Regions from separate parts of the Homo sapiens genome. Here region 1 is linked to region 2. A link is an interaction called in ENCODE POLR2A ChIA-PET data of the cell type or tissue named here. Cell type or tissue: HCT116. All regions are shown on one strand. Links, peaks and the distances in the headings refer to the core of each region. The heading gives the core; the rest is flanking DNA. Region 1 has its middle 270 kb from the start of LINC01449. Region 2 has its middle 210 kb from the start of LINC01449.

Region 1 (16,419 bases), core at 3,005-11,004, 54 kb after region 2:
GTTGTTGAGCCCAGAGAGAACTCATAATGCGGTCATCTCTGACTCCTGGGTGCCTTTCAGTTTAGATCATCTGAAACCAGAATTCGCCATAATCCTTCCTTTTTTTTTTTTTTTTTTTTTTTTTTTTTTTGAGATGGAGTCTCACTCTGTTGCCAGGCTGGAGTGCAGTGGTGTGATCTTGGCTCACTGCAACCTCCGCCTTCCAGGTTCAAGTGATTCTCATGCCTCAGCCTCCCAAGTAGCTGGGACTACAAGCACGCACCACCATGCTCAGCTAGTATTTGTATTTTTAGTAGAGACAGGGTTTCACCATGTTGGCCAGGATGGTCTCGATTTCTTGACCTCATGATCTGCCTGCCTCGGCCTCCCAAAGTGCTGGGATTACAGGCGTGAGCCACCGCCCATAGGCCATTATTATAACACCTTTTATATAGTGTTAGATGTCTGATCAATGTTTTATTGGATGTTAGGTGTCTGATCAGTGTTTTATTGGATCACGTGTTGTTGAATTTTGAGGCCTATTGCTTTCATATTGTAGCTTCATATTAGCACTGAGAAAGGGAGGTTTTCTTCTGTGTTGCCTTTAAACTCATGCATTTGCAGCTGTCAAAGGAAGCATGGCACACTGTTATCTAGGGCAGGAGCTTACCATCCAGGATCCATCAGCTTCAACCCACAAGAGCAAAATTAACTGGAATTCTGTCCAGGAATTCCTTCCACTTTAAAACGGAGTAGAAGCAAGGTCAATATAGATGACATACGTTTTCTTATTATTATGTAATTATTGTAGGGAATAAATATTTAAGATACCTTTTAAAGATATGTAGAAAAAGAAAAAGATATTCTTAACACCCAATGATTAGTCACTATTATAATTTCCTCAGATCATATATCTCTTTAACTACAATTAATCTGCTATTTTACTTGCCCTCTAAGTTTTTTATTTCAGTCATTAGAATTTTTATTCTGCTTTATTTTCATTTTGCTTTTTATTTTCTGTAGGGTATAGAAATTCTATTTTCTTCCCTCTTTTCTTTTCTCATAGTGTCACATCTTTTCCTCATATTTCTTATATCATTTAAAAACCTACTTATTTAATGGTCTCTTTCATTTATCTCAAATTCTTGAGGTTCTAATGCTCCACTCTGCCATGTCCACTCACTCCTCCTCTGGCAGATTATTTCCCTGCATTGTTTGTAATACTTTTAAATTAGTTCATTTTGTGTGTGTGTGCAGTTACAGAAAACAGAAACATTACAGAAAACATTTGTGTTTTTTACAGCGAGGCATTGCAACAGTAACACTTATCTGGGATGGGTTTTTATATCAATTTCTTCTAAATTACAGTGAAAATGAACATTTGGATTTCACCCCTGCATTGGTTTCCTGGGGCTGCCATAACAACGTACCACAATTTGGGTGGCTTACAGCAACAGAAATGTATTCTGTCTCAGTTCTGGAGGCGAGAGGTCTGAAATCAAGTGATAAGTAGGGTCATGCCCCCACTGCGGGCTCTAGGGAAGAATCCACACTTGCCTCTGCATGGCTTCTGGTGGTTGGTGGCAATCCTTGGCATTCTTTGGCCTGTAGCTGCTTCATTGCAACCTCTGCCTCCATTGTCATGTGGCTTTCTTCCCTTGTGTCTATGTGTGTCCCTCCTCTTCTACAAAGACACTGGTCATTGGATTCGATGTCCATACTAATCCAGCATGACCTCATCTCAACTTGATTACATCTGCACCAACTCTGTTTCCAAATAAGGTCACATTCACACATACCAAGCACTAGAACTTCAACATATCATTTTGGGGAGCACAATTCAACCCACAGTCACACTCACACAGGTGATACTATGCTTGGGAGAGGTGAGGTTTCATGTTGCTTCTCTGGGTCGGTGAACAGGCTTTTTCTGGTGTTCATTGTATTTATTTCATTCCATGGTATGTTTCTGTTTACTTTAGTCTAAATTCCAAGTTACTAGCCCCTTGCTCGGGAAAGGCGAAGAGGTATGCCAACCTAACCAAAATTTATAATAATTATTCTGATTCCATAATGGGAGCATCAGTGAAACCTTGGGGATTTCATCCTTGTAGAAATAAATGTGCTTAAGTAGGGTCTATGTACATCTGGAAGTGCCTCTTACAAGGTGACACTCAGAAAATACTAAATTTTTGTTGGTTTGTCCTAAGCTGTGAAGGCCTTATTTGAATTAAGACCATTAGAAATATCATTGATGTTGCAAAATGTATAGGCTTGCCACAATAAAACCTGCAATTTTTTATAATATGTTAGTCATTAAAGGGACCATTCCTGTTGGCAATATCATTAGAACTTATATAAAAAAATTGAAATCAAAACATTGTATGTTTTTTGTTTTTGTTTTTGTTTTTGAGACAGAATCTTGCTCTGTCACCCAGGCTGAAGTGTGGTGGCATGATCTCAAATCACTGCAACCTCCCAGGTTAAAGCAATTCTCATGCCTCAGCCACCTGAGTAGCTGGGATTACAGGCAAGTGCCACCACACCTGGCTAATTTTTATATTTTTAGTAGAGACAGGGTTTCACCATGTTGGCCAGGCTGGTCTTGAATTCTTGACCAAGTGATCCACCCACCTTGGCCTTCCAAAGTGCTGGGATTACAGGCATGAGCCACCATGCCTGGCCAATAAAATTCTTTTAAGTTAATTTAGATATATATTTTCAGTCTTGGCCATATCTAGAAAATGCATAACATAAGAAGTAGTCCAAAAACAAGAAAATGAAAGATAAGTTTGGTTAATTACTTGTGTCTAAAATATATTATGTATGAGTTAAAGATTTTTAAAAGCTAGTGATAAGAAATAAGTTGACAAATCAAGCTCTGAAACACATGAAAATTTCATTACAAACACCAAGTATTCCAGAAAGGTCTCAAATTATAATGGTTGACACCAATTTTCCTTATAAACAGCCACTGTTGGTAGCAGCTTGTTTTCAAGAGAGGTCAGGAAGTGGCTAGTGTTAACTTTACCCAGAAAATATAAATCACATTCCAGCATTTTCATCTCAGATACTCACAAGCTCAGAAAAATTACTGCAAAATGGTACTGTTTTCATACGAGAAAAAAGAAGCAGAATTATTAGCAAATCTATTATTTCAAGCCTAACACTTAGCTCATGGGAAAGACAGCAACTGAACAGCAGTTGAATGCTAGGAAATTCTAGAAAAGGCATATGGTGTTGTGTCAAATGCTAAAGAACTGAAGATTCCATTCTTACAGATAAATCTGAATGCCAAAAAAGCAGCCTCTTTATATTTAAGTAGATTACATGTCAAGTGTTAGGAAATGACTGAGAACTGGCTAGATGAGATCAAGAGTTTGGAGGCCAGGTGCAGTGGCTCATGCCTGCAATCTTAGCATTTTGGGAGCCCAAGGTAGAAAGATTGCTTCAGCCCAGGAGTTCAAGACCCACCTGGGCATTATAGTGAGATCTTGTCTCTACCAACAATTTAAAAATTAGCTGAGCATGGTGGCATGCACCTGTAGTCCCAGACACTCTGGAGGCTGAGGCAGGAGGATTGCTTGAGCCTAGGAGGCAGAGGTTTTAGTGAGCTGAGGTCACATCACTGCACTCCAGCCTGGGTGCCAAAGTGAGACTCTGTCTCAAAAAATAGAGAAAGAAAGAATTCTGTATGGAAGAGTTTAGTGAGGGATATTTCCAGAGATCCCTTCTAATATCATGAAACTTGAAGAAATAAATCAAAATACTTCTATTTTGAGCAGTTCTATAAAGAAAACTGAAACAAGACAAGACAAAACAAAACAAAACAAACAATCAAAAAGACAGGCAGCTATGAGACCAGAAAGCTGCCCTAAAATATGGAATAACAACAAAAAAACTATCCAGCCACTAAATATTTCTGCAGTCTACCATTTAACCGTTAAGATTGGGATTGTAAAAAGTTCCTAGAGAAAAAGGTAGGAAGGAAACATACCAATTGTTGATAAAATCACTAGTCTAGCTTGAAAACCCTGTGCTGGAACAGCCAGGGGTTGACACAGCGTGGACACTGGCTACCAAAATTAGGGCTTACAAAATTGACAAATGGGATCTAGTTAAACTAAAGAGCTTCCGCACAGCAAAAGAAACTATCATCAGAGTGAACAGGCAACCTACAGAATGGGAGAACATTTTTGCAATCTACCCATCTGACAAAGTTCTAATATCCAGAATCTGCAAGGAGCTTAAACAAATTTACAAGGAAAAAACAATCCCATCAAAAAGTGGGCAAAAGATATGAACAGACAGTTCTCAAAAGAAGACATTTATGTGGCCCACAAACATAAGAAAAAAAGCTCATCATCACTGATCATTAGAGAAATGCAAATCAAAACCACAATGAGATACCGTCTCACACCAGTCAGAATGGCAATTATTAAAAAGTCAGGAATCCATACAGAACATAGGCTTGGGCAAAGACTTCATGACTAAAACACCAAAAGCAATGGCAACAAAAGCCAAAACTGACAAATGGGATCTAATTAAACTAAAGAGTTTCTGCACAGCAAAAGAAATTATCATCAGAGTGAACAGGCAACCTACAGAATGGGAGAACATTTTTGCAATCTATCCATCTGACAAAGGGCTAATATCCAGAATCTACAAGGAACTTAAACGAATTTATGAGAAAAAAACAAACAACCCTATCAAAAAGTGGGCAAAGGACATGAACAGACACTTCTCAAAAGAAGACATTTATGTGGCCAAGAAACCTATGAAAAAAAGCATCACTGGGCATTAGAGAAATGCAAATAAAAACCACAATGAGATACCATCTCATGCCAGTTAGAATGGCGATCATTAAAAAGTCAGGAAACAACAGATGCTGGAGAGGATATGGAGAAATAGGAACGCTTTTACACTGTTGGTGGGAGTATAAATTAGTTCAACCATTATGGAAGACAGTGTGATGATTCCTCAAGGATTTAGAACTAGAAATACCATTTGACCCAGCAATCCTATTACTGAGTATATACCCAAAGGATTATAAATCATTCTACTATAAAGACACATGCACACTTATGTTTATTGTAGCAAGGTGCCTGCACAGGTGCAGTGGCTCACTCCTGTAATCTCAGAATTTTGGGAGCAGACGTGGGCAGATCAAGAGGTCAGGAGTTCGAGACCAGCCTGACCAACATGGTGAAACCCTGTCTCTACTAAAAAAACAAAAATTGGCTGGGTGTGGTGGTGGGTACCTGTAATCCCAGCTACTCAGGAGGCTGAGGCAGAAGAATCACTTGAACCCAGGAGTCGGAGACTGTAGTGAGCTGAGATCAAGCCACTGCACTCCAGCATGGTGACAGAGTGAGACTCTGTCTCAAAAATAAATAAATAAATAAATAAAAGAAAATGTGGCACATATACACCATGGAATACTATGGAGCCACAAAAAAGGATGAGTTCATGTCTTTTGCAGGGACATGGATAGAGCTGGAAACCATCATTCTCAGCAAACACACACAGGAACAGAAAACCAAACACCGCATGTTCTCACTCATAAGTGGGAATTGAACAATGAGAACACATGGACACAGAGAGGGGAACATCACACACTGGGGCCTGTTGCGGGGTAGGGGGCTAGGGGAGGGATAGCATTAGGAGGAATACCTAATGTAGATGATGGGTTGATTGGTACAGCAAACCGCCATGGCATGTGTATACCTATGCAACAAACCTGCACATTCTGCACATGTATCCCAGAACTTAAAGTATAATTAAAAAAAAAACCATTAAAAAGTCAGGAAACAATAGATGCTGGCGAGGCTATGGAGAAATAGGAATGCTTTTACACTGTTGGTGGGAGTGTAAATTAATTCAACCATTGTGGAAGACAATGTGGCAATTTCTCAAGGATCTAGAACCAGAAATACCATTTGACCCTGTGATCCCATTACTGGGTATATACCCGAAGGATTATAAAGCATTCTACTATAAACATATGCACATATATGTTTATTGCAGCACTATTTGTAATAGCAAACACTTGGAACCAACTCAAATGCCCATAAATGATAGACTGAATAAAGAAAATGTAGCACATATACACTATGGAATACTATGCAGCCACAAAAAAGAATGAGATCATGTCCTTTGCAGGGACATGGATGAAGCTGGAAGCCATCATTCTCAGCAAACTAACACAGGAACAGAAAACCAAACACTGCATGTTCTCATAAGTGGGGGCTGAACAATGAGAACACATGGACATAGGGAAGGGAACATCACACACCAGGGTCTGTTGGGGGGTTGGGGGGAAGGGGAGGGAGAGCATTAGGAGAAATACCTAATGCATGTGGGGCTTAAAACCTAGATGACGGGTTGATAGGTGCAGCAAACCACCACGACACATGTATACCTGTGTAACAAACCTGCACGTTTGGCACATGTATCCCAGAACTTATAGTAAAATTAAAAATTAAAAATAAATAAAAAAATAATAAATGGAAAACAAAGCAAAACAAAATCAAGAGCTCGAGTTAACAACTCAGGCTATGGACGCAGACTGAATTTCAAGCTCCAGCTCCTCCCTATGAGGCTTCTGGTGATGGATGTGATAAATCAACAACTAGTCAATAGCCAACATTTATTTATCACTTGCCATGTGCCAGGCTCTGTTCTAGGTTTATTGCATTAAATTAACAAAACAAACAACTAGCAAGTGAGTGAATCCAGGGTTCCTTTGCAAAAAGTCTGGCTCTGGGCCCCACAGCTATACCTCTTTGCAAGATGGTCCTTGTCTAACCACTAAAAGAGAAGCCAGGTGACCTGTGTGACCTTGAACAAATTTCCACGCCTCTCTGTATCTTATTTTAAAATGGGGATGGAAATTAATAGTACTTATCTCATCAAGTTGCTATGAGGTTCAAGTAAAATCATGCTCACATGCTCTTAGCATCAGATCTGACACATAGTAATAATCCACAAAAAGATAATTATTGCACTCTTCTCACTCACCATACTGCACAGCTCTACCAGATCCATGTGTGGTCCAGATTCCTTTAGGCCTCTGCAGTTTATAATTATGACAAAGTCATATGAACTCTAATAACAAAATCTCACAGAATTATAACTCCATCTCCTTTGCCCTCCGTCCCCTGACATGTCATTTCTTCTCTCCCACTCTTAGTTGCTTCCAGGAATCTGAGGGGCATCTCCCATGTCCTCACCAGGAGACTTCTGATGTTTTCTCCCTGGTCCTGAAGGCAATGTGTAGGGCCCACGAAGCCACCTGAGGGCAGCCCCCCAACCCTGTCCCTGCTGCCCGCACACCCTTTGATGAGAACGTGGCCCATGGTGTTGGCTCCCAGGGCTCACAAAGCTACAGACTGGTAAAAACTAAGTGGTTCCCTCTAAAAAGCTTTGCTTTTCTTTCTCCAGGCCTCGATGTGCCACTTTGATTCTTAATTGATCACATCCAGCCCTTGGTATAAAAATATGTCCTTCAGCCTCTGTCTGTAGCATCTCTCCACAGGGCTTAGGCCAAGTTCATGTCGCCGGCCTGGGGAACAGACTCCATCTGCTAGACTGGGACCTTGGCTAAGGAAGTGTTGGGTTTGCCAAAGACTGTCTCAAACCAGTTAGTTTAAAATAGGATCGCATCACACAGTTTGCCAGGGGTTTTCCTGCCCTGAGAAACACCTAGAAGACTTTGGGTGCCGTTACTGAACCTGTCCACCAGCTTGAGGATGGCTGACGGAAGAGCGTCCTGCATGCTCAATGCAAGAGCACAGGTTTCATTAACATGCTTCCCGGGACATGTGCCCTGGTTTATTCCCTACCAAAATGTTTGTTGTGGTGTAGACATGTGCTTTGTCTCAAGTTGCTGTGTTATAGAAGTAAGACTATTCCGTCTGGTTCAGACGAGTTAAGATTATTTGAAATATCCTTTCTCAAATTCCCACCCTTCCCAATTCTGTCTCTATCTATTTTCTGAGAATTTCCAATTCTCCACTTCCTTTAGCATTGTCCAGAGAGTCTGCCTTCTGTGTGTGTGGCCTGACAGTGTCCCACAGTGCTGTTAAATGGGGGCTGTGGTTTATTCACTCTGTATCATTTCAACAGTGTTTCTTTTTTGGCAAGGAAGCATTCTTACATCCCACACTTCCGATTACAAGAGTCTCAGGCTGCATACATGTAAGCTTTTCTTTCCCTTCTTTCTCTCTTTCTTTCTTTTCTTTCTTTCTTTCTTTCTCTCTCTTTCTTTTCTTTCTTTCTTTCTTTCTTTCTTTCTTTCTTTCTTTCTTTCTTCCTTCCTTCCTTCCTTCCTTCCTTCCTTTCTTTTTCTTTCTTTCTTTCTTTCTTTCTTTCTTTCTTTCTTTCTTTTTCTTTCTTCCTTCCTTCCTTCCTTCCTTCCTTTCTTTTTCTTTCTTTCTTTCTTTCTTTCTTTCTTTCTTTCTTTCTTTCTTTCTTTCTTTCTTTTCCTTCCTTCCTTTCTTTCTTTTTTCTTTTTTCTTTCTTTTTCTTTCTTTCTTTTTCTTTCTCTATCTCTTTCTCTTTTTTCCTTCTTCTTTCTCTTTCTTTTTCTTCTTTTCTTCTTTCTCTTTCTTTTTCTTCTTTTCTTCTTTCTCTTTCTTTCTTTTTTCTTTCTCTCTCTCTCCCTTGTCTTTCCTCCCTCCCTCCCTCCCTTCTTTCCTTTATACAAAATCAATAATGCCATAAAACTAAGTCAAAATATACCTTGATTAGCCCCATGTTTAGCAGCTTAAAAAGCTCTTCAGATCTCATAGTAAGTTTAAAAGACAGATTTCATAGTTTGGATTCTTTCCAATCAGGTTGTTGGCTTACATCACAGGATGTCCACTGTAGTAGGAGATGCAACTCTGCACCCCATCCAGCAAGGGTGGCAACTCCTGAGCACCCTGCCCTCACCTCACTCCTCCTGTGACCCTTATTAACAGGAGGTCCGGCGTCTACAGGATCCCCCACGCCACCCACTCCTCACTCATCTCCACTCTGTCCCTGCCGCATCTGGGGAGTGGCAGTGCTTCCTCTCAGTGTTGGGAGCTCTCCAGGCTGGACTGCCCTCCAGAAGGGATCCAGCCCACTCGGCCAGGGCCTGCTGGGTGTGTACAGAGACATAGGTTGACGGTTGACACATCAACCATGTGTCTCTCTACTCTCCTCAGTCTGAATTCCAAACCATGACACAGCTTTTCGTTCCTCATCCACAATCACCCCCCAGGTTCAGGCCCTGCTCAGAGGGGCCAGAAATGGGGTCAGGTCTGATTCGGGAGGCTAGCCTCTCCAGAATCCCCTTGTGAGAGGGGTTACTCTTTCATCTCAGGATATCCACTGGTCACCCACTGTGGGGATGATTAGAAGCAAGGTCACCACCAGGGATTTCAAAGTACCCCAACTACCCTTGAAAGAAGGCTATCCTTGGTTAGTCCAAGGTGAGGAGGGACCAGGGGGTGGGGGGTTGCTGGTTTCTCAGCATCCTCAACATTTTTTGATAAGAGTAACTGACACCTTCTGCATCTCGTTGAGGTGCTCTGCAAATGCGGTCGGTAGCCACGCTAGTCACTCCCGCTTCCACTCAAATTACAGCCCTAAATTCCACTTGGATTCAGATTCTGAGGTTGTCACTCTTCCCAGGTGAATTCTTGTCCTCACCTTCCCTGTGACATTAGTGGCAATGCCCCTTATTATCAAACTCCAGAATATCAAGTTTTGGCCCCAGGAGGCTACCCCTGGATTCTAACTCATTGTATTTTGTCTCCCAAAGCATTTTCTACATTTAAAACTTTTTTTGTCTGACATGTATTAATTTCTCACTCATCAACAACATTTTGTTCTAATATGTATTATCTTTTTATAATACTTACCTTACAGTAAGATTTCCAGAATTGCCAGAAATGCAAATATTTGTTGCATGTTTACTTGTTCTGCTGAATTCTGACCCCCATTAGGATGGCAAGCAAGTGCATTTTGTCCATTGCTGGATCTTTAATTCCTTGAATATTGTTTACAGCATAGCTTTTGTTCAATAAATATTTGTCCGATAAATTAGAAAATAAATAAATGACATTCTAATTTCACCACAGAAGAAATGGCTTTTTAATGGAAACCACATCACACAATTTAAGGGCAGTCTACTGATGGAGGCAGGAGAACATGTTTCTGTTCTGGAGAGCTGCAGATGTTGCAGCAAACACATGAAGCAGCCCTTATGTGGTTACTGGATCCAGTAAATGGTCAAGGCAGGCGGGAACTTGCCTGGCCCAAGTTTTGTTGCAGTGTATATAAAACAGAGACCAATCATAACTTTGGATCCATAATTAGGCTTTTGATTTAATCTCTCTATATTTCATTTCCTTTCTAAGGAAAATAAAAAGTAATAATGTCAATTCTCCAAGTAAATTTATTTTTGATGTTGTTGGAAAGGAAAAAAGGAAATGAAGAACAAATTTGTAGAGGAAATGTCAATGGATTTCCAGATGGGGAGGTTTGGAAATCACTTTGCTTGCATTCTACCAGCCTCCATGCTGTTCCCCTAGCATGCCAAGCACAGTCCCTCACCTCAGAGCCTTTGCACATGCTGGTTTTTTGGCCTGGAAAGCTCTTGCCCAGGATTTCTGTCTGACTTTCTTATTTTTCTTTCTTCATTTTGTGGTCCTTGCCTGACTCCTCTGTGAAAAACAGATGATTCCTCCTTGACCTTGACTTTCCCCAACCAGAATATCTATCCCTGTTCCCATTCTTTATATTTCTTTATGACTTTTTTGCCAGCTATTTATTTCTTTGTTTTAGTTTTTTTGTTGTTGTCATTGTTGTTGTTGTGCTTTTGTTTTATCTCCTGCCATTAGAATATAATTTCCATGAGAGTAAGAACTTTATCTGTTTTACTGATAAAGTTTTACTTTCTAAAACAGTGCTTGATGCATAGAAGGTGCTCAATAAACATGAAAGTAGTGAAAAATTGGATGAGACTGAAGTGAGTAGAGCTTTCCTGCATAGACTAGTTGAGCTCAAATGCTGGCAAAGGTCATCCAGTGGAGTCTGGAACTGGCTCATAGCAGTTCAGGAGAACTGATTGTGCCCATTTCTTTCCAACTCTGCATTCACTGATATTATATTGGCAATTTAAAATTGGCCACAGTGGGAATATTTACACCGGAGAAATGGGCCAATGCATCACATCAGGCCTTTTCTTTCTTTCTTTTATTTTTCCTGGAGAGTCAGCTGTTAAACATTTTTCTGGCATACCATTGGCCTTAACCAGATATCTGCCTAGAAAATTATTAGGTCTGTATACATAAACAATGTTTACATCAAATAATTGGAAGTTTCGTACTGAAATGTGCTTATTAGACATGTTAGTAATTCAATCCGCCCAAGGGGAAGAGGAGTTTTAAAGGACTCAGGATGGAAGTCAAGCTTGATGAAATCAGTGACAAGCAGGAAATTCGGATCTAAGGAAAGCCAAATTTAAATAATTTTGAAGAATAGTAAAATGGATTCCAAGTGTAGAAAATCATTGATTACAGTTATGAGAAACTGCATGTTGTGTAAGACTGTTATTCTAAGTAAAGAATTTAAATGATTTCCAAGTATACAAGGAAGACACCAGAGTGTCTTGGGCTCGGAAGTCCAGCTTATCCCTGCAGTCTCCACCCAGGGCCTAGATACAGCGTATTTTATGAATGAGAAAACAGATTGGGAGGTGTAAGTACAAATCACATTTGTTCTTTTCACTTGCAAGCTAAAAACCCTCAGCACTTCTTTCAGTGTGACAGGAAAACATCCAGCTCTTTAAAAGCTGGAATCACAGGAAGCCTCTCACATTCTCTCCCTAACCAAATTTTTACCATCTCCTTTGCTCACTGACCTCACACACTTTTATATTCTAATCAGGCAAAGACACCACTGCTCTCTGAACATGGCTCGTTCTAAGGGGCGTGGCTTTGGGGTGGACTCAATGCAGATTCTGGGGCTGCTTCTTAGTTCTGGGGCTCCATGGGGTCTGGGAACCATCTCATTCTTGTCAGTACCAGGGGGCTTGTATCGTGGCATCTGTTAATATGGCTACGAATATGCTTTGCAGTTCCTCTGCCTGGAATACAATTTTGGTTTTCAACTAACAAACGCTTTCTCATTTTTCAAGATTCATACCAGATATGGCCTCTACTTAGAATTCTCTGATTTTCAGTAATTTGAAAATCAAAGAGCAGTAGAAATTCCCATTCTCAAAACATTTACAATATATTTGTAAATGCCAAAAAAGAAAAGAAGAAAATTTCAGGATGCAAAAAAAAATGCACTTACAGTATATGGGGTCCACAAAGCACATCACAACTACTGCCCTTCTACAGAGACATAGATGTTCGTAGTGTAGAAATCTCCTTTGCTTTGTACCTGTTTTGCTGCCTGCTGATAGTCTCACTAATCTTTAAATGCATGATAGGAGCAGATGCTTCTATTTTTTTCAGTGAAATCAGTCCATGAACATGAATTGGAATTGATTATAAAAATTCAAATGTAATAGAAATGTATTGCATAAAGGTTGAAAGTTTTCCTCCACTTCTCCCAATTCCACTTCACTTCCCATAGGTAGCCTCTCAAAACAGGCTTGGTACATCCCTCTAATTAGTATGCACGTGTGGGTTTCTGTGTGTGATTTCATAAACACATCAGTTTTTGTGTGTTTGCTATATAATGGAATCATATTATATAACTGTATTGTTTTGTGAGCTATTTGTTTTACTTCATAGGGTACATTGGCAACCTTTTTTGTCAGTACATAGTGCTAAATAATATGTCATGCTTTGTTTTATTTTATTAATATTATTACTATTATTGAGACAGAGTCTCGCTCTGTCTCCCAAGCTAGAGTGTAGTGGCAAGATCTCGGATTACTGCAACTTCCACCTCCCGGGTTCAAACAATTCTCCTGTCTCAGCCTCCCGAGTAGCTGGGACTACAGGCACCTGCCACCACGTATGGCTAATTTTTGTATTTTTAGTAGGGACAGGGTTTCATCATATTGGTAAAGCTGGTCTCAAACGCCTGACCTCAGGTGATCCACCTGCCTTGGCCTCCCAGAGTTTTGGGATTACTGGCGTAAGCCACTGTGCCCAGCCTTCATGCTTTATTTTAGAAGCCCCTAGTTAATGGATATTTAGTTGTTACTTATTTTTGGCCACTCCATACAAAGTACCAAAAGATGCACTTAAACACACATTTTCAGGTACATGTATAAGAATTCTACAAGGTAGATTTCTGAAAGTGGAATAAGTGGGTCAAAACACAGACACATTTCAGGTTTTGCAAAGTATTGTTAAATGGCTGCCTAGATAGGGTGCCGGAATTATGTTCCCACCGTCCGTGTATGAAAGAACTCAATTCCTCAGTAGAATGGATTTAAGAACAGGCAACTGAGCTGCTCTATTTGAGGCTAAATATAAAATCCCTTAGATTTTTAGCATTTGTGTGTACGTGTGTTTTTTTTTTAAAGTCTATCTGTGTGTGTGTTTGTAGTGATCTCTGATCCATAATTTCTGTGCAACTGCAGTTGTTTTCCATTCAGCATCTGGTGGTATCTCTAGCTCTTTAGATAGAATGGAGTTGGCCAAGGTTATCACTGGGGACTCTGTTGAGTCTATGCCCTCTTGACGCAGGCCATGCCTCTGAGAGATTCCCTTGCAAGGAACAGGTGTCCAGGGTGCTTGGAAGGCTTCTGGGCATCACGAGGTCACTGCAGAGAGCAGAGCCTCTTCATGAGTCAACAAAGGGTGTAGTGGAGGCAGTCTGGCTCTCCCCACCATACCAAGCATATTTAGTCTGGGAGGATGTGGACGGTGGGCACAGACACAGGAGGGTCCTTTGCATTCCTCTAAGCAAACTCATTTATCAGGCCGGGGGCTGATGAAGCATAAATGGCAAGGGTGTCAGGGGGCCAGGTGGCACGGTGCATGCTGCCCTGCACCTCCAAGGAATGAGGGTCAAGTGTCAGCCCTGGACACTCTCCAAGTGCCTTCTCAGGTGGATTGAGAGGCCTTCTTGTTTGGGAACAGAGATCTTTTGTTAACATACACAGAGAGGAAGCCACTCATTCCACAGAAAGCCTGCTAAGGCAGGGCCTGTCCTACATAAAAATGTTTCGGATGTATAGATACAGAGCTAAAGATAGAGATAAAGTGGCACATATATAGATATGGGCAACAGCATACATAGTCTGTGCAGTAGTACATGTTCAGATATGCCGAGATTCTCCTTGAGGGCCATATAGTGAGGGAGGCCATGGCACTCTGTAATTGAAGAACAACATAATGGAGTATGCAATTCATGAATGCAGTTTAAAGTCTCTGGGGATTTTTTTTAATTTAAAAAAAAATGTTCAAAAGTGCTTTTCCTCACAGAATAAAAAGGGCCATGCCTGCCTTTATACCTGTCTCTATGAACAGAGTGCAAGAAATGTGTATGTAAAAGATGTGATCATAAAGTAAATAGGCTTTATTTAAAAACATGTGCTTTATGAACTCAAAATATTAGCTGGAGTCTTTTTCTAGGGGAAAAAATATCTATGTGTTGTTGCAGGGATTCTGCCCTTAATTAAGAAAGTCAGCATAAATAAGAAGGTTTTTATTTAAGAACACAGTCTCCCTTCACATCTAAACTTATTTAAACTAAGACCTTTGGCATTTTTTGTAAAAGCAGAATGAGTTTCAAGGCTGAAGGAGAGGGGTGTCAGCAGCATCTCGTTATCAAAATTGAGGTGGGATGAGGTTGCTGCTTCATTGTAGATTTATACAACACTCTTAACGGAACTAAAGATTGGAAAGCAGCTCCTGCAAAATCACATATGTTATAAATTCTTTTTATTCATATATTCCTTTTTTCTTTATTGAGGTATAATTTGCATACAGTAAAATGCACATATCTTAAAGTGTACAGTTTTATGTATTTATATGTATATTTTGACATAGGACCTTACTTCATACTTTGCTGCAACGTGCTTTTTCTTTCTTTTTAATAGGCTTTATTTTTAAGAGCAGTTTTAGGTTCACAGCAAAATTGAGCAGAAGGCACAGGGATTTCCCATACACACCCTGCTCCCCCACAGGCATAGCCTTCCCAACTCTCAACATTCCCCAGCAGAGTGGTGCATTTGTTACAACCAATGAAGCTATGTTGACACATCATGATCACCCAGAATCCATAGTGAATTTTGTAAGTGTACTCATATTGCATGTCATTTATTCAGTCTGGGTTGCTGTGCTGAACATAAATTGCACAGAGGTATGCTTGTGTAATTTTTTTCAATAGATTAAGTAGAAGCTAGAAACAGAAATAGAATTGACAACCCCAAGGAGTGGGGCATTGGAAATATTGTTTAAAGCCTCAAATTATAAAGCCTTTATTTGTTTGTTTTATTTTTTATCTGTGCCAAAAGCACAAAGTATTGTTCTGGATTTTTGTGAAGACCCTTTTTTTTTTTTTTTTTTTTTTCACTGAGAACCTAAGTGAGGAAATTTTCTCTCTACATCATACCAAGGAGAGAGCTTAGCACCATTTGGATTGGTTCCAAGGACCCCAGGTAGGAGAAATAATCATTTAGATGTAAGGAAGTTGACAGAATCTCAGGTCTACAGGGTCCCCTGCCACTGTCTCCCTGCTATCACATTTTCCTAATTGCCCTCTTAATCCCACTTTCACCCCATGGCCCTCTTCCCTGTCACTTAGTGTTATCTTCTCAAAAAACAAATTCATCATGTAATTCCTCTGCTTGCCAATGGGAGGAAATCTAATTGACCTTTTAGGTTGAAATCTGAATTACCTGATCACCAGGTCTCTCATCTTCGGTCATTCCCCTACTATCCCTTATATTTCTGTGTTGCTGAATTTCACCATTGCTCAGTGATGCCAGGCCAGGACTTTCCATGAACAGATATGCCTTGGTACATTTTTTTTTTCCCTCCAGCACCAACGTCTCTGGAAAACTCTTCTTCCTGCTCATGGAAGCCTTACTCAATCACCTAGGCAGAGGGAATTTGCCGCCCTCTTTCCAACCTCAGCATCACTTGCCTTTGACTGTAATAGAACACATTTTTACTTATTTTTTGTGCATATTCCAATCTCTTCACTAGGCTACAAGTTTTCAATGGCAGGCATCACTTTTTTCCTCATTTTTTTGTAACTCCATTATCTAGATTTCAGTGCATAACAGAAGTTCAATACCTGTGTTAAATAAATGGCTACTCTGCAGCATGAAAGACACTGGAGTCTGTTAATTAAGTGTTTAAAAGCACTAGATGTAGATTATGGTGATTGTGTTAACAAAAATGAAATAACATTTTTTTATGTGAGATATACCTGGGGCATTAGTTAAACATACATATTCCTAGGGCTCTCCCTGAAGACACTGACTCAGGGAGT
Region 2 (16,419 bases), core at 4,164-12,163:
GCCAACAGTATAAGAATGGAAAAGAACAGTTGGAGCCAATCATTTCTTATGGTAGTGTCTGGATGCCTGGAATTGCCCAGGTTCTGGTCCTGGTTCTCTAACCTTCCATTCATTCTGTTGCCACCCAAAATACCTTCAATAAATCCCTATTTCATTTTATTTGTGAAAGTTGGTTTTTGGTTTTTGCCACAAAATATCATAACAAATGGTATGTGAGAGAAGACAAGTCCACACATAAATCACTGCAATCAAGTGTTCAATTAGTGCTACAGCAAATGCGGATACCAAAAGTTCTAAGAATACGAAAATAATACTGACTTGTTGGAAGAAGGTTGTGAAAGATCTTGTGGAAGAGATGACCTTTAACTAAAAAATAACATTGCCATTTCAAGGAAGGCTGTCTTATTCCTTGTGTGGTTCTTGAACGGATGGTTATAGCCCTCTTTGACAAACCATGTACGCTCATGTAGCAGCAAGAGAAAATGCTTGAGGAAGTTGAAAGACATTTGAATTTGGTGGGTCCTTAGTTAAAAACTGAGATTAAGTCTTCAGTGGTTGAAGTTCTATTTACTGCTGGCAAAAAGCAACTTCATGGTTTGAAAAAAAAAAAAGACATACAAAATACTCATACCGCATTTTAGACATCAAATAACTCTTATAAAATAGCATTTTTGATGAGTTAAGTGTAAATGAATCAGAAACATAAGGATTTAATTTCCCTTGAAATACACAGGGGCTTAAAAATTAAGAGAAAAAGTGCCTGGCAAAATGTGTTTTGTATTTTGCCAAGTCCTAAAGATTTAAGAAGCAGTTCAAGATGTTTCACCAGACCACTGAAAACATCGCTGGGTTCTCCCATCCCTTCAAGAGCAGATCTAGATATTTTATTCCTTCTGGCTGGCTTCTCCAGTCCTAGGGGGTTGGAGAGAGGGTGGGGAGTTGTGGCACATGCTTGTTGCAGTCTGTCTTTGTTTTCTACTGCTTGCATCTTAACATGGGTCCAGATATGTGTCTCTTTTCACACCCTCACTGTCCCTACTGAACATGGTTGCTTAGAAATCAGGGATAATAGTTTATTCCCTAAAGTTACTTAGCAAAACTTTGTGGGAAAGCATACCTCCATGTCCACTAACACTGTTAGTCTATCAAAACTTCTTTTAAAGCCTTGCACAGTGGCTCATGCCTGTAATCCCAGCACTTTGGGAGGCCAAGGTGGGCAGATCACTTGAGGCCGGGAGTTTGAGACCAGCCTTGCCAACATGGGGAAACTCTGTCTCTACTAAAAATATAAAAATTAGCCAGGCTTGGAGGTATGCACCTGTAATCCCAGCTACTTAGGAGGCTGAGGCAGGAGGATCACTTGACCCCAGGAGGCAGAGGTTGCAGTGAGCAGAGATTGTGCCATTGCACTCCAGCCTGGATGAGGGAGTGAGACCCTGTCTCAACAATAAAGTAAAATAAATTTATAAACTTCTTATAAAAAAAGGAAGTCTGCTGGTACTAAATAAGTAATTTGAATTACGTTTCACTCCAAAATTTAATAATGAAGCCTGAGGGAAAATTAGAAATGTTCAACATAAACTGGATATTTAAAAAATTAAAACAAATTAGACTGTGCTCAAAGATATACTTTGCTATTGTATTATTTAGTAAACATTTTATCGTTCAAATTTCCAAATGTACACAAAAATAGAGAGAATGGTATAATGAACCCCTTGTGCCATGATGCAGCTTCAACCGTCATCATCATAGTGCCATAAAAAAGATTTTTTAATCTTGAGATTCATAATATGACATTTTTAAGTCAATGGGCAATAAACAAATAAGATTGGCATCTATCATATGTGGGAAATGAATGAGATAATTAGAGTTAAATAAATCTAAGATAATGCCTATGCTAGGTAAGGTGGATACAAAAAAGATAAGTATTAGCAAAAGGAATGTGTCTGTTTAGTATGTGGCATAGATCGTAAGTGTAAAAAAAACACTCTCTTTAGTGTATTTAGTATGAACACGAAAGAGTGTGACCCTATATTTACTAAAAAAACAAAAGCATAAAAGAAAAACAAAAAAAGGCCAAAATTCCCACCCTTCAGAAACTTGATATAGTGGAGAAGGCAACAAGTAGATTGTTTTCACGGTATTAATGCCCCAAAAGAGAATTTTCAAAGACTTATTTAGAAGTACCCCAAACTCTTTCTACTAGGACTGAGTTACACAATTCAGTTAATTATTTTCACTCTTGCTTGGAACTTAGTTGCTATCTTACCACCATGAAAAGTTCCCTAAAGGCTGTGGGAATTAGCAAGCTGTTGGGTTTGGCAAGAGAGGGTCATCTTAAGATTACATTTCTATCAGGGAAGCTGGGAGCCAGGGGCCCACCCTTGAGAGATGAAAGGCCAAGTTTATTTTGACTTTCAAGAGCTTGTCTCTCTTTGCCATAGGCATGATTAAATGAACCTAAACTCTTCCCTCTTGGATGGAATGCTTTGGCAGGTGGTGGGGTTGGGGGCATAAGACTCCACAGTGTAGTCTGTAAGACACCAAATAGCCAATGTGACCATTGATTTTATACCACCCTACTTAACTGGGGCCTTTTGGCCAAGTAATTAATAACCTGGGTATTTGGAGAATGCATAGGCAACTTGGAATAAAAACGCGTCTCTGTGCAAAGGGACACCTAATAATTTGTATGTTGAAGCTCCAAACGCTGGTACTCAGAATGTGACTGTATTTAGAGACAGGATCTTTAAAGAGATAATTAAACTAAAATGAGTTCTGTAGGGAGGGACCTGATCCAGTATGACTGTCGTGCTTATAGGAAAAGAAAATTTGGACACATATATACACAAAGAGAAGACCATGTAAAGACACAGAGAGAAGACGGCCATGCACAAGCCAAGGAGAGAGGCTTCAGAAGAAACCACCTCTCCTGATACCTTGATCTAAGACTCTTGGCCTCTAGAACTGTGAACAAATAAAGGTCTGTTGTTTAAGTCACCCAGTCTGTAGTTTGTATACATACATGATTTTTAATATTGAATGTTTCTATTGAGAACGTGAGAATAACATTTGACTAGGGGTATTCGTGAAATGTATAATTTAACCAAGCAAGAAATGCTGGTGTGCTCTAGCTTATTGGATAGAGACTAAAGAAAGTGAGCAGGGGTGACAAGCTGTGCTCCTAGACTAGCAGTTTTATCTGGTTTCATCTACTCTGATAACATTCTGGCCAAATAAACAGATATAGTCAAACCCAATTAAGTATATTCAATATTTGGATTTGAATATTTGGATTAAAAAATTAATGTATAAAAAACCTATCAGCCTATGAGGCACTGTTGACATAAAAAATACCTTTTTGACAAACATGGCTGTTCTGCCAAAGCACTGTAGTATATTTTAAAACATGAGCCTAAAACTGTCTTATATACAGTGAAGTTGTCCTTAGAAAGCTTTCATTACAATCCTTTGCTGAAAAACAATTTTAAAATGTTTTTTAAATCTCATCTCATGTGTGTATATACTTATTCTATCTCCTTTATCAAAAATAGAAAGATTTCAATCTCATAAAACTAAGTCTAAGAAGCATATTATCGCAATGTGTGTGCCTGTGTATATGCAGCTGCTGTGTATGAAAAGCATTAATAATTGTTGACTGTAGGTTAAAAATAAAATAATTGATATCATTTGGATCATTTCAACCTTCCAGTGGAGTGTGTGGATGGCAAGACTTCAAGTATGAGATGAAGTTGCAAGGTCTTAAAAAAAAAGTCGTTTAGTTGGATTTCTGAAAACCACTTCTTGCTCTATGAATACATGGTTCCTATGATGGTCTTCCGTGAAAATGTGTAACAATATTCGAAAGGAAACATAAGGCACAGCATCATCATACAGCTTCATCATACGTTACAGCCCTCCCTCTCACTCAGTGCAGAGATTTTCCAGTTGCACACAAGAAATATTAAATGAAAATATCCTTTGCAAAATGTTAAGTGCAATATAAATATTTGATTATCGCTTTTTAAAAAATACTTTAAGTAATGCTGTGTTGGGGTACGGTAGGTGTAATTCCAAGACTCTGAGTCCCAGAATGGAGGAAGAAATTGCATATCCCCCATAGTATTTAACAAAGGACCAATTAGAGCACTTTCTTGAGGCCTCAGAAGTGAAATTTGCTTCAGTGTCCCCTTATGCCCCCTTACTGCTACTCCGAATCAAGAAACCCACTCCCTCTCAAAAAAGACCCAGAACCTCAGAGATAATCAAAATCCAAGTTGAGAGAAAGGAGGACCTTTTATTTCCCACAATCAGTTCTGTGCTAGGAAAAGTGGATGTTGGAATTAAAGTCAGGATTCGCCCCCAGATGATCTCATCTTGCCCCAGCTGAAGGGAAAGTTTCAGGTAGGGACCAACTGGGGGTGCGCAGCAGCCTCCAGGACTCAGTGGGGTCATTGTGAGGATTCTGGGAGCTCCAAGGCTGTGTTCCCCCTGCATGTTTCTGTGTGCTATGTAAATACATGGTGGCATCTAGAAAAAGAAGACTGCCAGCCCCATTAAATCTGTTGCATGAATAAAGATATTGGCCTTCATGCTCTACTCTCCAAAGATCAGCAGGAATACGTTTGCTGAAACTCCAGAATCCCAGAGATATCCTTTTCTCTCCCCCATTAAAAAGGTCTAAGCTGACAGAGGAAGACCCTCCCTGGTGCGGAGTCCTTAGGCGGTCACAGCCTCCTCTTGCTTTTCCAGATCTCTGGTTCTGTATGAGAAGCAGGGAGGAGGAGTATGAACCCAGAAGCAAAGTCAACACAAAATCTTCAGGGTGAGTGTGAATCACAGAAAAATAAAATATTCTCTATGTGTCCAGCTCTAGGACAGTGATTTGATTAAAATTCAAAATTAGATTATTGATCCATTGGTGAGGATTTAGAATTGAACTTTGAAGATGGATTTTTTAAAAAATGTTTTTAAATGGAATAGAGCCAAGAATAATTTGACAGCTTAAACCCTGCTGGTAATCAACCCCTAGAGTCATTAAGAAAGACAGGAGTGGGAGGTGAAACATCTGGAGAAATGTGAGCAGATAACGAATTGGGTGGGTTTTATAAAAGCTAAATGCTATCTGTAGGAAGCAGAGTTATAAAAAAATTGTGAGGCAATAACCCTGAGGTCATACAAGGGTTAAGAGGAAACCTTGACTCCTTCCTGGGCAATTCTTCCAGGGAGAATGGCGATTGAGTATGCTATTTCTCACAGCAGCATTCACGCATGGTCAAACACAGGTAGTCAAAAGACACTATCCAAAAAGGGTCTTATTATGTACCAGGTCAGCCTGCAGCACTGGCCTCCCCAACCCAACCGTGGCACCCTTGGCCTGGGCACTTCAGATGGTGGCCATTAGGGAGCCGGTCAGGATACAATGAAGAGAGCACAGCCTTCAAAGTCATGAAGGCTAGGGTTCAAAAATTGCTGCTGTCATTTATCAATTATAGGACCTGAAGATATTTCTCAGATATAAAGGTATTTCTCCTCTGTGAGCCTCATTTTTCTCACTTGATGAATTTGGATAATTATGCCCACTTTGCATATTTTCCTGAGGATTAAATGACATAACACATCTGACAGTTTCTCGCACGTGCCAGATGATGGCTACATGTTTGTTCTCAAATCCTCTTCTCACTCTTTTCCCCCTCATTCATTCATTCAGTGCTAACTATGTACCCTGCACAAGGCACTGAGGCAGAAAAATGAACAAGACAACTCCTATACTAAATGGGGTCATAATTGTGAAAAAGATAGACACACACTGGTAACTATGATATAAGTAGAAGTGATAGAAATTACACAGGGTACCAGTAAGGAGCAGAGAGGGTACCAGTAAGGAGCAGAGATGAGGAGTGTGAAATTCAGCGTAGGATGGGGGAAATCAGGAAGCCTTCCTGGAAGAGGTGGACCTGTGTTTGGTCCTACAGGACTAGTAAAAGAGGACGGTATATACAAAGGCAAAGCATAACTCATGTGGCGACCTCCTACATTGTAGTGTGGCTAGAACCTAACAAGTCCGTCAGAGAGAGCAGTAAAAGAAGAGAGTGTGAGGACAGGCAGGGAATCTGCTCACAGAGTGCTCAGCATGGCACAGCATAGAGCATGGATTTAACCCCTCCCTGGGGTGGCTTGGGCCGCCTGCTGCTTTCTTCCATTGGTCTTGCAGGTATATTCTGACTTAGAGAAATCAGCCACCATAAATTATAAATATTTGAGAGACTCCAAAGGTGAAGAAGGGTGCAATGAAGACCTGGATTGTGTCCGATGGTGTTACCTGGAATGACTTCTGCAGTTATTCCAAGCACGTCTGTCTAGCTTGTGACGCCATGCAGCTAGGTGAATTTGCAAATGGTTTTGCATGAAAAGGGCCGGGATCTAGGGCAGCACAAACCCAGGCATAAGGCCTTATGTATAGGCCAGTATTTCAATGCAGAGCCTGTGACGGTCTTGGCAAGCTCAACCTGTGATGATAACATAATGCCCAGTGCCAGATCAAACAACGCTTTATAGCCTCTTCCCACCCTGTGAGTTCCAGGAGGGAACCCTTAGGAGGACCAGCATCATCCCTCAGCCTCCGCTGCTGCTTCTGCCAGGGAGACAACATTTTCAAACATCTTTGCAGCACCTCCAACTGTGTCTTGCTGGGACAAGCTAAATCACTGAAGCTGTTTTAAAGTCCTCGGTCTCTGGCCCCATAAGAAAAGGGACGTACACAGCTCAACATTACTCTCTGCAGTATTTCCAAAGCTTTCTTATGGATTCTGAGCCATAGATTTGAGGCATAGCATGAAAGTCAGTTCTTGAATAGTCATTCGTTTTAAAAAAAAAATCTGATTAACATTCTATGGTTGAAGAGAATAAGTGGAATTATTTTGTAAGGTCATTTTCTCATCTAATTTCAGGAATCAGTTCAAGGGGTCTGCAAACCCAAATCCTAATGGGGCCAGGCAGGAAATTTAAATGTGTGCATTGGGGAAGAGGCAAGGCAACAGAGAATAATAAAGGAATTTTATGGTAAGGGAAGAAGGCATATCCCACCAGAAACATTGTCTTTTTAACTGAAGTATCCAAATTTGATCTAAAATAAGACTAAGTTGGCTTAAAAATATTGCTATATGGATTTTCTCCCTGCTGTCTCCTGCCTGCTATGTGACTCCCTGGTGGCACATACAATTATAGAGACTTGACCGATCTCCATGTATTTCCTCTACCATCGCCTTTGAATGCCATCTGCATTTCTTTACCTCTCAGGGAAAAGCTACATTTATCACCTTAGCCATGTTTTCCAAACTGGCCTTTTACATACATGATACTGATGCTTGAGAGCTATGCCACCATACTTCTCCCTTCCCATTCTAGAAATCTTTCCTCTGTGAAGGCCCAGATGTTTCCAGCAATCTATTATGGAATCCTGACTCACCCTAGAAATAATTGTGAAAGAGGCTATATATAAGGCAAGACCACATTGGAAATTTAAAAGTAGCCAATTAAACAAGAAATGATGGTGTCTTAGGTAGAGCTTTCTAGAAATAGAAATATGATGTGCTGTGACTTGAAAAGGAACATCAGGAAGTGTACATATTCATGAGAACAAGCTGTGTGAGTAAGGGAGAAGTTTTCGCAGATAAGGTGTATCACAAAGTGATCACCATTACCAGACTCTAACGTTTATTTGGCGAAACACTGAACACTGTCCTGTGAAGACTTTATAGGAAAGAATGATGACAAATCTCTCTCCCCACAAAAGAGGATTCTCCTCTTGAATTCTTAAAATTGCAGTTCTTAATGAAAGGATAGTATAAAGTACACAACTGCGAATAGCACAGACACATAGAAAGAAAGTCTTCCTCTATTTCACAGGCTGCTTGTAGGTTGATGGTCAAGTCATTCTGAGGAATCACATCTACAATCTGAGAATCAAATTAGATCCTAAAGGTTGACATCAGTGGTTCACTTGCATGATGACATGTCTCAGGCTCCTAAGATTGGAAAAGTGTAGTAGTGATATGCCCAAGGTCATATCATGAGTTCACAGGGGCCTGCACCCATTTCTCCCCTTCCACCAAAAGGAGGCTTCTCTTAGGCCAATTTACAAACAGCCCTTGAGTCATCAAATCCAACTATTAATCATTTTAAAAACTGAAACTGGATTGTTTTAAGAACTGGACCATCAGTCTGATTCAGATTATCTCTAATATTTGTGTTTATCAACGTAAACTAAAATGTCTCACTTGATAACTAGTTACTCAGCATACCATTTGACCAAAACATTTATATAGCTTTGGAAAATTATGATCTACATGTACACATTAGAAATAATAAGAGTTTGATAACTTTTAAATCCTTATTATTTCTATTATTGTTATTTTAGAAATTTAGACTTCATTTAAGCAAGATGGAAAAATGACACTTTTTTTTTGAGACAGGGTCTTGCTCTGTCATCCAGGCTGGAGTGCAGTGGTGCAATTGCAACTCACCACAACCTCTACCTCCTGGACTCAAGCAATCCTCCCACCTCAGCCTCCTAAGTAGCTGGGACTACAGATGTGCACCACCATACCTGCCTAGTCTTTTTTGTTGTTGTTGTATTTTTGTAAAGGCAGGGTCTTGCCATGTTTCCCAGGTTGGTCTGGAACTCCTGGGCTCCAGTGATCCTCCTGCCTCGGCCTCCCAAAGTGCTGTGATTACAGGCATGAACCACCATGCCTGGCCAAAAAAATGATACTCTTTATGTCAGTTTAAATCATATCCTTATCCTATAAGACGTTATTCATTTGTCGCTCAGGCTGGAGTGCAGTGGCACAATCTCAGCTAACTGCAACCTCCGCCTTCTGGGTTCAAACAATTCTCCTGTCTCACCCTCCCGAGTAGCGGGGATTACAACCACGCCACTACACCCGGCTAATGTTTCGTATTTTTAGTAGAGACGGAGTTTCACCATGTTGGCCAGGCTGGTCTTGAACTCTTGACTTTGTGATCTGCCCACCTCGCCTTCCAAAGTGCTGGGATTACAGGTAGGAGCCACCGTGCCCGGCCATGAGATTTGTTTTGAGAGCCTTTCTAAGACTCTCTAAAAAGGATCTCAATAAAATGTGATTTATTTACAAGTCCAATAGCATCAAGTATAGAGCTTAAAGGAGAAGAACGAAAGCCGCCTGTCAAAAGCCGTTGTGCAAACCTCACCCTGCCAGCAAACCATGTGACACATGGTGCTCGTGCCACAGAGGGTGAGTCTCTTAAGTTCCAGTCGCCATCCCTGCGTGGTGACCATTAAGTCAGATGAGGTGGACACCGATAAAGCATGGATTCAGCAGGACAAATGAACAAGATCAGCCCTCATATTGGGATAACATTTTGTCCAGTGCATGATTTGTCCTAATATCAAAATTATGATCATTATCTAGATAAGCATAATAAAACTAACAGTAACAACGACTGAGTCACTGTGCCGGGGACATCTCTAAATTTTTTGTAAGTATCTTCTCCATTATTCCTCACAACAGCTGGCTGAAGTCAGTAGTATTTGCCTGCTGTATAAATGGGGGGAAACTGAGGCTGAGGGAAATCACTGTTGGCGTCTTTTTTTTTTAAGCTCAGCTGTCTTGCTCGAATTATTTTTGTAAATTCTGAATAAATGTTTTGTTTGAATGGTTTAAAATAATATTCAAGAAAGATACAGTGTGGGGTCTGGAAGCTTGGCAACTTCAAAGGTGTTAATAGCCTTTTTTTTTTTTTTTTCCTGAAAATCACACAGGACCCCTGTGTTTTGAAATGGACTTACTGGCTGAACATTTTGTATGTGCCAGTGTTAGAACAACAACAACAAAAACCACCCCAGTCCTTACAGATGAGGTTGTTTTACCTCCCTTCTTACATTCTTAACTCTTTAAGGGGTAAAGATGGTCCATCCCTCCCGACAAACCTCAGAAGAGAAGACCTGTCCCCCACAACCCCACCTTCAGAGCTGCTCTGTGTGCAGATGCCCCTGGCCAGCTGAGGGCGCTGTGCAGAGCTCCTGGGCAGGCTGCCTGGAAGGTGCTGCATGGGGCAGGCTGGGGAGGGGGTGGTATGATCATACTAATCCCTCAATCTGTGCATGATGCCTGCCCCGTAGTGTGGACGTTGCTAGAATGTGTGGGGTCCAGGGACCCTCAACATCTACAAAGTGTCCTGCACCTACAAGGTACAGTTCTGAAGCTGCCCACCTGGGTCCATATCCTCCTTGCTAGCTTCTGCAAGCCATTTAACCCCTTCTGGGCCACCTTTTCTTCACCTGTAACATGGAACTACTATTACTAATAATAAAAACAGCAGTGATAATAACACCACGATACTCTTCAAAGGATTGGTGTGAGGTTTAAACAAAATATTGCATATGAAGCCCTTTCATCACAGCCTGACATACAGTATGCATTCAATAAACATTGACTATTTTTATAAATATTTAAAGGCAATTTCACAAAAGCATTCAGCAGAGCTCCTGGCTCACAGTAAGCATTGTAAGTGTTTTGTTTCTCTGTTTGGTGTTAGGATTATTTTTCCTGCCCTCACTATCCTCCTCCCTCGTTATATGAGAGGGTGGAGTAGCATAAACAGCGTGGTCTTTGAAGTCAGACCAACCTGAGTTCAAATTCCAGCCCGGACACTCACTACCCGTGTGAACTGGGGAAGTTACATAATCCTGGCAGCTTCAGGATTCTGATCTGTGCCATGCAGCGATTACCTCCTACTTCAGAGCATTAAAGGAAAGAGACCCACACAGCCTGGTGCCTCGAGAGTACTCAAGAAACACTAGTCCCCATTCAGTATCTGTATCTCCATCTTCACCTGTGCTGCTTCTCCCTCAGGACACATTGGGTCAGCAGTCACATGGCCTGGAGAATATATGGGACATCCTCTTTCTGCTATACTTGTGTTTTTCATCCTCACAATTGCCATCTGAGGCAGTGAAGAGTGTTAGTGATGCATCACTATAGGATGCAATCACCATATAATGCAGGTAAGATGCAGTTAGGGTGCATTTTGAGCTTCTGGAATCTGAGGCTCAGAAAGGTTAAGTAACTTCTGCTTTGCTACACCACCCAGCTAGCAGCCAACAGGGCTGGATTCCATTTCACGTTTGTTTGACTCCAAAACCGTTGCCTTCTCACTATCCCATATTGCCTCTTCTTGAGATCAGAAAATCTCTTTTTTCAATACCCAGTTGTAACTTTCCATCCTACCCCAGGTCAACCCCACGGAAGCCCCTGTGGCCCTCCTCAGTAGGAGAGAGAGTGGCTCATTCTTGGGGTGTGCACATCCACACAGCCTACAGTACAAGAGAAGAAGGGGGCACCTTCAGACTGTGTCATCGAAGGGAAAATTCCTGAATTCTCTCAAATTGCATAGAATCCTGCAGCTATTCCTTCTGCTTGAAAGATCAAGGACGAGTCTCCTGATGGAAAGTATTCTTTTTGCCCAGGCATCTTTGTGAGGACTCTTTGGGGTGTGAATAACAGAAAACCCAATTCAAGCCAGCTTAAGGAAACAGTGATAAAACCCTCTGGCTCACATACAGGACACCCCAGGGCTAGGGCTGATTTTAGGCACAGCTTGGTGCAGGGCCTCATGGGAGTAACCAGCCCCAAGATTTCTCTCTCCATCTCTTGGCCCTGCTTCCTCTGGGTTGGCTGCATTTTCAGAACAAACTCTCCCTTTGTGGCGGATGGAATGGTGGCACCCAGAAAGATATATCACATCCAAATCCCTGGGATTTGTGAATGGTATATTATTTGGAAAAGACGTAATTAAGTGAAGGATCTTAACATGGAATTTTTTTTTTTTTTTGAGACGGTGTCTTGCTGACCTCAGGTCATCCGCCTGCCTCGGCCACCCAAAGTGCTGGGATTACAGACGTGAACCATCACACCCGGCCTTGACATGGAATTATTCTATATTACCCAGGTGGGCCCTAAATCCAGTGACGGTTCATTCTTATAGGAGATAGCAAAGACAGGAGGCCAAGCATGGTGGCTCACGCCTGTAATCCCAGCACTTTGGTAGCCCGAGGCGGGCGGATCATGAGGTCAGGAGATGGAGCCCATCCTGCCTACGGTGAAACTCTGTCTCTACTAAAAATACAAAAAAGTAGCTGGGCATGGTGGTGGGTGCCTGTAGTCCCCGCTACTCGGGAGACTGAGGCAGGAGAATACCGGGAACCCGGGAGGTGGAGCTTGCAGTGAGCTGAGATCACACTGTGTCAGGGATTGGTTCCTCCCGGTGGGTTCTTGGTCTCGCTGACTTCAATAATGAAGCCGTGGACCCTCGTGGTGAGTGTTACAGTTCTTAAAGATGGTGTGTCTGGAGTTTGTTCCTTCAGATGTTCAGATGTGTCCAGAGTTTCTTCCTTCCGGTGACTTCAGGAGAGAAGCCACCAGACCTTCACAGTGAGTGTTACAGCTCTTAAAGGCAGCGCATCCAGAGTTGTTTGTTCCTCCAGGTAGGTTCGTGGTCTCACTGACTTCAGGAGTGAAGCCACAGACCTTTGCAGTGAAGTGTTAAAGCTCATAAAGGTAATGCAGACCCAAAGAGTGAGCAGCAGCAAGATTTATTGTGAAGAGCGAAAGAACAAAGCTACCACAGCATGGAAGGGGACCCAAGCAGGTTGCTGCTGTTGACTCCCGTGGCCAGCGTTTATTCCCTTATTTGGCCAGCCCACATTCTGCTGATTGGTCCATTTTACAGAGTGCTGATTGGTCCATTTTACAGAGTGCTGATAGGTCCATTTTCCAGAGTGCTGATTGGTCCATTTTCAGAGTGCTGATTGGTATAAACAATCCTTTAGCTAGACACAGAGTGCTGATTGGTACGTTGTTACAGAGTGCTGATTGGTGCATTTACAATCCTTTAGGTAGACACAGGGTGCTGATTGGTGTGTTTTTACACAGTGCTGATTGGTGTATTTACAATCCTTTAGCTAGACACAGAGTGCTGATTGGTGTGTTTATAATCCTCTAGCTAGACAGAAAAGTTCTCCAAGTCCCCACCCTACCCAGAAGCCCAGCTGTCTTCACCTCTCAGCACCACTGCACTCCAGCCTCAGTGACAGAGCGAGACTCCATCTCAGGAAAAAAAAAAATAAAGAGAGACAGGAAGGGAGAGGACACAGATGGAAGAAGAGAAGACCTTGTGAAGATGGAGGCAGGGATGTGAGTGATGCAGTCACCAGCCAGGAAGTTGAATGAGGCAAGGAAAGCACTTTCCCTAGATCCTCTGGTGGGAGCTTACTGACACCCTGATAAGGGATTTCTGGCCTCCAGAACTGTGAGAGAGTAGATTTCTATTGTTTCAAGTTACCAAGTTTTTAGGATTTTTTTTAAATAGCGGCCTCAAGAAACAAATCCAGTGGCATAGTATTGCAGTCACCCAGAGCTCACGTTCTCATAACTTTGAGTTAAAAAGAAGAGAGACAACCTTCTGGGTCTTTACAACAAAGTTGTAAGACTCACTTCGAAGGTGTTAAGCTAGTTTTGTGCTCATCCTAATAGTCTCTTTGGCCAGGGTCATTCCAGTTATGAGTTCTGCCTTTCACCCCAACTGAAGCCTTCAGCAGGCAACATGGGCAGAGTGAGGAAGAGGAATCCCCAAGCCAAGACCAGAGCTGTTGCCTGCTAAAAGAATGATACTTGGGAGAAAAACAACAAATGTTCACCACGCTCCTAAAACATCCACCCAGATGGAAGTGGAAGTCATAGTTGGTTGGTTTTACTCTCTGCATGGTCATTATTACTGTAATGTCCTATGAATACACTATTGGCATTTTGCAATTATTTGTCCTCTTCCAAACTTAGATGTTTGACATTCCTTCTGAAATTAAGAAATTTGTTTTCTTATTAACCTTTCCCCTGTCTCATTTGTAACTCCTTACTCACCCAATACTTGATGTGAAGTTAGGGGCCCCTCCACAGCTGAACTGCAAGCTGCTTAGGTCAATGCTGAGACTTAGTTCCACTGAACAGTTTTCATCTTATACCCAGAGATTTGATTTGTAATCTCACATTTCTCAAAAACGAAGTTTCTATATATAAGGAGGCCTATTTCCTGGCTTTCTATTCTTTCTATTGGTCCTTTTCTTTTTTTTTTTTTTTGAGACCAAGTCTCACTCAGTCACCCAGGCTGTAGTGCAGTGGCGCAGTCTCAGCTCACTGCAATCTCCACCTCCCTGGTTCAAGCGATTCTCCTGCCTCAGCCTCCCGAGTAGCTGGGACTACAGGCACATGCCACCATGCCCAGCTAATTTTTGCATTTTGTGTATTCCTACATACGCTTAATAAAAATCTTAAGATGCAGTTCAGATGTGTTCAATAGGGTGTGATGGCTGAACGGCCCCTACAAGTACAAAAGAGGGTCTTGAGGCTGCTCTTGGTAAGCTGGGGGTGGAGATGGATTAAAAATTTGGTGAGTTTTTGCTGGAAATTTTCAGAGCTCTCACATTATAACTGGAGCCAGGCAAAGTTAAGATAAGATTAGAAATTTTAAGTGTGAATAATTTTCTGAGTATTCGCCATCCCAGCAGCCACCAAACCCTGAGAGGTGATATTTGATATTTGTATTTTCCTCTAGCACATTTCCCTAGCACAAGGGGTGTGTGTTTGTGTTTGTGTGTATGAAGAAAGAGAGAGAGAGAGATGTTAGGTAGAGCACCTTCAATGTGCCAGCCTCTATACTATTTGGCAGAGACCTTGGCACAGAGTAAGTATTTTTGGTGTTATTAATGTTAATATTATTATTAATAGTTAATTTAAGAGTCACAGAAACCTTATAAGATAAGGTTTATCTTATAAAAGATGACAGTTAAACTATGTTATAATATAAACATAGTTTAGCCCCATTTTATGCGTAAGAAAACTGAGCTGCAGAGAGGTCAATCAATGTATTTAAAGATGCATGGCTAATCAGATGTAGGCCTGGCCAGGATTTGAATTCAGGTCTGTCTGACTTTTGTGCTCCAAGCCCTTTCCTGTTGTCTGGTTCTCTCTCTCTCTGCATTCTGCATTCTGTAATTGCATTGTAAATTACTTCACTAAGAAAATCATTCAAGATGGAAAGAATAATCTACATATATATATGTTTATATATTTTATATATATATATATATATATATATATATATATAGAGAGAGAGAGAGAGAGAGAGAGAGAGAGAGAGAGACAGAGAGACAGAGAGAGAGAGAGAGAGAGACAGAGTCTCACCCTGTTGCCCAGGCTGGAGTGCGGTGGTGTGATCTCGGCTCACTGCAACCTCCGCCTCCTGGTTTCAAGTGATTCTCCTGCCTCAGCCTCCCAAGTAGCTGGGATTACAGGCATACGCCACCACGCCTGGCTAACTTTTTGTATCTTTAGTAGAGATGGGGTTTCACCGTGTTGGCCAGGCTGGTCTCAAACTCCTGACCTCGTGGTCCACTTGCCGTGGCCTCCCAAATTGCTGGGATTACAGGTGTGAGCCACTGCACCCGGCCCTACAAATATATTATTAAAACTCATAAGAAACTTCAGTAAGCTTTTGGTGTATATTATTAGAATACAAAAATCAATAGCTTTCACAGATGCCAATAACAACCAACTAGAAATGGTTATTTATAAAAGTTGCTATTTGAAAATAGCCACAAAATGTATAAGGTATGCAGAAATACCTAACTAAATACTAACAAGACTAACTAAAGAATACTAACAAAAGATACGCAAGACAAATATGGAATAGATACATAGTAGATACTTTGTTATGAAACTAACAAAAGAGTATAAATTGAGTAATACACCATGTTCATGAATAAGAAGACTCAATGTCATAAATTTGTCTCTAAATTAATAGACAGTAGACTCCATTATAATAAAAATTCAGATAAGCATTTAAAATAGCTTTGACAAGCTTAATCTCAAATTTATATTGAAGGATAGAGGGCCAAGAATACTTTAGAAGATTTTTAAAAATAATAACAATAATAGAGGACTCACTATGCAGAAAACAAGACCTTTATTAAGATTGTGTGGTAATAAACAGACTAATTGAAAGAATAGAAAGCTAGGAAATAGGCCTCCCAATATATGGAAACTTGGTTTTTGAGAGTAGTGACATTACAAATCATTGTGGGAAGAATGAGAGATTTAGTAAATGATAGTGTGATAATTAGCAATCCAGATGGAAAAAGTAAATTAGGTAACTGCAAAGTAAAACAATAACAATATATCAGTTCTTACCTATCTGATTTGCAAACATCTAAGAGTTTGGTATTACAACGTGTGGATGAGGATGTGGGGCAAAGACACCCCCATGCTCTGCTATGTGGAAGTCTGAGTTGCTGTAACCTTTTCAGATGGTCATTTGGCACTGTCT

What was found. ChIA-PET counts read pairs that join two places held together with the same protein. Peaks named below come from ENCODE experiments on the same cell type or tissue, not always from the same donor. Only the 100,000 strongest peaks of a DNase experiment are listed, where the experiment ranks them.
Region 1: POLR2A ChIA-PET joins it to region 2 with 6 read pairs; 3 of 35 experiments call an interaction of 5 or more read pairs at or near these places.

Annotation. Positions count from the first base shown.
Region 1 is chr7:41,360,617-41,377,035 of GRCh38, forward strand. No RefSeq gene overlaps it. Among named protein-coding and RNA genes, the nearest start is that of LINC01449, 270 kb to the left of the region's middle. In HCT116, for the core only: no CTCF peak of the experiment used is centred there; a DNase peak (open chromatin) is centred at 7,804.
Region 2 is chr7:41,305,916-41,322,334 of GRCh38, forward strand. No RefSeq gene overlaps it. Among named protein-coding and RNA genes, the nearest start is that of LINC01449, 210 kb to the left of the region's middle. In HCT116, for the core only: a CTCF peak has its summit at 10,043 (motif pointing right); no DNase peak of the experiment used is centred there.